Regions from separate parts of the Homo sapiens genome. Here region 2 is linked to region 1. Evidence: chromatin loops called from intact Hi-C (ENCODE). Cell type or tissue: IMR-90. All regions are shown on one strand. Region 1 overlaps GRIK2 (glutamate ionotropic receptor kainate type subunit 2). Region 2 overlaps GRIK2 (glutamate ionotropic receptor kainate type subunit 2).

Region 1 (2,500 bases):
TGAAGGGAGGGCCAATGTGTGGTAGTGGTCTCTGCATTACCTCCCCACAGTAGCTTGCCACGGAGATGATGATGACGATGGAGGCACGGTCAGCCGCCACTCCCGCCTGTCTCCCCCGGCGCCCTGCGAGCTTGGAGGGGTGCGCGGTCCGCGCAAAAGTGCGCGCCGGGGCTGCACGCCTCTCAGCTTGCGGGGCTGGTGAGTTAACACCTGGTAACTCTTTGGCGAGTTGCGCCTGTCCGCTTCCGCCAGTGACCAGGGCAGTTCTCACGTGCAAATGAAAGGTACTAACCCTTTTGATTTCTTTTTCCAGAGAGCCTTTTCGATTGTTTTCACCGCTTTTCCAGTCCCTGGTGCCCTTACTGGGATGCAGAGCTTTAAAAAATGTTCTAAGATTCGAGGTTCTACTTAACACAGGGAGGCTGCTACTTAGCTGGAACGAAATAGCGTCAAAATTAGAACGGCATTTTGTTTGTTTTTAACTTGCTGAGTCCCCCTCTCACAGCTTTCTGGACGTTATGGACTAATTAATGAAGGATAGTATCTGGGGCGGTGGGGAAGAGTAGTTGTTTAAGGAGGGTTGACTAAGTCTGCATCTTTCACTTTGGCAAGACGAAAGACGTTAGGTAGTTACATTTTTTTATGGAAATGTATTGCTTTTCTAAGAATCAGGGTTTCTTTGGAGCTTGAAGGAAAATCTAAACGTGGGATTCCAGTGGAAACCCTGGTCAGAGGGTCAGAGTGATTGCTTGGAGAAAATGAAGCGTGGGCGATGCTCAGGTTCTCTGGATGGCCAAAGGAGTTTTAGTAGGAGCAGAACTAGTCAGGGAAAGTTCCCTAAAGCAGATAAGAGGAAGAAAGGAGAAAGCCAACAGGATAAATGCTCCCATTGTAGGCACTTCCTCTGACAGTTCAAGTGGATTCAGACCAAAGAGTGCAGGACACCATGTAATCCTGAGCATCTGTCTTTGAGATAAAAGCAGACACATTAAGTCACTCGGTCAAATTTAAACTGAAGAGTGATTGCCTGCATCTTCTATCATGCCAACAGCATCTCCTGTCTTTCCATTTTACCATGTGTGTGTTTTATCCCCCCAATGATAAAATTCACCATCTCTCCTAGGCTTTGTAGAACAAAGGTAGGGATGTTTCACATACATTCAAAAAGGGAACCTCACCGACCACACATACACATAGATGCCCACAGTCAAAAAGCCTGCTGATGATAAAAGAGGCACTGGGTTATAGCTGGATTCCCACTGTAGTAGTTTTCATGCTTTTTTCATGCCTTTAGATGGTACTTAAGCACGTTGCTCTTAGCAACAAGCATCCACAGGAATGATTGTTTCTGTGGACAGGATTAAACAGGTCCGTATACCATTGGAAATGTGTGTGTACGCACACGCGTGTGTGTGCATGTGTGTTTTTTGTGTGTGTGTTTTCAGCAGTTAGGCTTCAAATATGGTAAGTGCTACAGTATGGTAGTTTGCCCAATATTTCGAGTATTTCATCCTAATTATGTGGAATCCTGAAGAATTCTGAAGTGTGTTTGTGAATGAGTGTGCGTTACTAAGTGTGTTTGCCGACTAGATGGAAAAAAGAAGACTTGGAGCCGGAAAACTGCCACCAATACTCTAAGGATTTAATTATTGCCGCTCTGGTCTTGCAGCACAATATTTGCTGAATCACTAGATTGTTACACTCGCTGATCATTTCATATCTTCATATTAAAAATCTTGGCGACTGTAGCAGAGTGCGTAGCAGCTTTCCAAAAGAGCTCTCTCTCTCACACACACGCACACACACGCACACACATACACACACACAAACAAGCTTTCTTAGACCAATGCTTACTAAAAATGTCTTTAAGAAATACGGTAGTAGGCAAAGATCTCCACACTAGTCCCTTGACAACCCTAAACCAACAGTCCAGCTTCTAGATAACCTGCTGTTTTCTACGTTAACTTAAAACATCTTCCACGTGGAGATGCATTTCTTCTGATTTCTGACCTAAGTTGTGGGGAAGAAGGACTGTGTACATTGTTACTGGAACATTTCCCTGTTGGGGCTATTTTGATGTAATGGTGGGAGTTTTATTTTCTTCTGGGATAAACACGTTCTGAGTGGATTGGATGGTTGGTTGAGCACGTATAAGCCACTCTTGAGAATGGTTATTTTCAACTTTGGCTCAAAAGTCCAGCCAGTGCCTCATGCCCTGGACCCGTGCCTTGGAAGGGAAGAGCTTGGAGTTGCACGTGGCGCAGCTGCCCCAGTGGTGGAGAGACCCGCCGCCTCTGCTGGGGAGGCAGCATCCAGTGTCCCTTCCATCCCCCACCCTTGGCGTGGCTAGGCGCCGGCAGCCGCCAGGCGCCTCCGCCGCGGCGCTATGGCAACGGCGGAGCCCGCCCAGGCGGCCACCCCAGCCCCCCTTCCCCGCTAGTTAAGGCTCTGTGTTATCCTTCCCCTTGCTCCCGCTAGGACTGTGATTCGACCCAGCGTC
Region 2 (2,500 bases), 140 kb after region 1:
ATTTAATTACCATTTGTGAATATGTGACTGTGTTAGAAATGTCTGTAGAACAAGGACAAATGGGTTCCGAATAAATATCTGAGATTTTTCTGATAATTAAAATGTTGTTGCCTTGATGAATGTTTTGTGAAATTTATCCAGAGACCTCCTTTGTCAGCTTAGAATTCCAACCAAATTTTATGTGGTAGTGAATGCTAGATTGCTAACTTGTTGATAAATGTGTTATTATTATAATTTGAACGTGTCAGATATAGTACCACACAAAGGAAAAATCTGGCATGTTGAAAAAAAAAGAGAATTTCAGGGTTCATCTAGCAAATCAAAGAATATTGAATCAATCAACAAATAATCATTACTTAGAGGCAAAGAAATTGAACTGTCACTTCATACCATTAGTTAGATAATGATTAACACAGACTCTTAAAATAAAAATAAAAGCTTCTGAAGGCCAGTTCACTTCTGTTGTAGATAGCAAATTTTACCTTTCAGTTTTATTTAGTTCTTTGAAAACTTATAACTACCAGATTGTAATAGCAACCATACATAGCAGAAACATAAATATTTGGTGAAAAGACATCCCCGATAGGAATATCCAACAAATATAAAGTACTGTAATCTAAACTCCAAATTCCAAAATGTTAATAAAGCCATCATGGAAATGGAAGAAAGGAAGTAATCTGAATACTTGAAGGCTTTTATTTTAAAGTTTTACATGATGAAATCAGAAAATTGAGTATTTATATCAACTATAAAGTGTCATCTCAGATTAATTGCCTAAAGTTTTAAAGTTAACAGTTTGGATATTTGCAATAAAGTCATCTGCCTAGGAGGGATAGTAGTAGTAAGTAACAGACAATCTACATTATCTACATTTCTTCATGTAGGTTTCTAGTGGGCCTTCTTTTATCTTTTATTTTCTTTGCTAACATGACATCTCTAAGTACATTATTTTTTGTGTTTCATACTTTGGATTCTACATGGCTGAGTCATAAACACAATTCTCAAGGTCCTAAGTCATGTTCGTACATGAAAAAAATTTTGTTTTGGCTGTAGGATTTTTTTTTAATTTTAACATACCAGAAATTTTACCTTCGAGCTCTGAATTTTCAAAAAGTGGCAGCAACTTTATTTAGAAGTTTCTTCTCATGCCTCAGTTTTGTCGCAGCAAGTTGATAGGGCTTTAGCTACATTATCTCATAAGTTCTTTAAGATTCATCGATTCATATTAAAAATTGGAGAATAAGTGTGCATCCATTGATATTTGGCCTTTGAATTTGTTCCACCTGCCAATAAAGTAATATTTCTTGGCAGCTTGCCATGAAAGGTCAGCACTTCTTGGCATTTTTTTCACCTGATTTTTAGATATTCATTCAGAAATAGTTATTTTTCTCTGTGGTCAAAGCTGTGGTTTATGAAGATATACATTCTTTTGCAACTCCATCTTATAGAATTTTGAGTTTATTCTGACAATTTACTTTGGTGCATATAAAAAGACTGCTTGATAGTGCCAGTGTCAGTTTAAGTTTAGATCTTTGTAGGACATGGCAAAGAACATAATTTTCATTGAAAAGCTACATAAACATTATAAGACCTAGTACTTGATGGCACAATAGGGTGCCCATAGTCAATGATAATTTATACTTTTAAAAATAACTAAAATTGTGTATTTGGACTGTTTGTAACACAAAGCATAAATGATTGAGGAAATGGATATCCCATTCTCCATGATGTGATTATTTCACCTCACATGCCTGAATCAAAACATCTCATGTACTGCATTTATACACCTACTGTGTATCCACAAAAATGAAAAATTAAAAAAAGGAAAGTTAGATAAAAATGTATGAGGAAGCAAACTTTAAATGTCAGGTCTTTCTGATAACTAGAAGCATACAAATATGAAACTACAGTCTTGTGCAGTTTGAATTGCTCACTAGTGGGTATATTCAAGCAGTTCTAGTTATAAGATGTTTTCTAAAACTGTGAATAAGAGACTGGATGACCTTGCCTGAAAGTTCTTTCTAATTTAAATTTCCTTGATTTACAGATATAATGTAATTATATTGACCTTGGATTTTTGCTTAAGTAAGGTTTCCATAAAGAATTAGGCTCAGAACATCTGTTTTTCTGGGCTAATGCATGGGAGTAGTCTTGATACTTTACATGATATATTAGAGCCATTAATACACCAGAATTTTAAGACCAATTTAAGTAGTGCAAGCAAGAATAATAGATCTGGGGGGAGGATATCTGTAGTTTGCAAAATTTAATGAAAAATGGAAATCAAGTCTTGAGGAAAGATGGGAATCATGGCAGCCCTGAATCTCAGTAGTAGAATTTGCAGACTATTTGTAGATGTCTCAGTTTTAAAACACTTCTATTGCTACATGTCTGTGTTCAGTATTCAAATTTCCATGGAAAACCAATTGATTTAAATTAAGTCATAACACTTCTGTGGCCAAAGCAGTGAATTAGAAAGGAAGTTGGTAGGAGAGGAGAA

The links. Peaks named below come from ENCODE experiments on the same cell type or tissue, not always from the same donor. Only the 100,000 strongest peaks of a DNase experiment are listed, where the experiment ranks them.
Region 2: it touches region 1 in a loop (5-fold over the local background); 1 of 110 quality-filtered maps calls a loop at or near these places.

Annotation. Positions count from the first base shown.
Region 1 is chr6:101,399,590-101,402,089 of GRCh38, forward strand. The region is part of intron 2 of GRIK2 (glutamate ionotropic receptor kainate type subunit 2); the gene reads left to right. Among named protein-coding and RNA genes, the nearest start is that of GRIK2, 7.1 kb to the left of the region's middle. In IMR-90, no CTCF peak of the experiment used is centred here; no DNase peak of the experiment used is centred here; H3K4me3 peaks cover 1,424 bases; H3K27ac peaks cover 64 bases.
Region 2 is chr6:101,538,732-101,541,231 of GRCh38, forward strand. The region is part of intron 2 of GRIK2 (glutamate ionotropic receptor kainate type subunit 2); the gene reads left to right. Among named protein-coding and RNA genes, the nearest start is that of GRIK2, 150 kb to the left of the region's middle. In IMR-90, no CTCF peak of the experiment used is centred here; a DNase peak (open chromatin) is centred at 1,000; H3K27ac peaks cover 360 bases.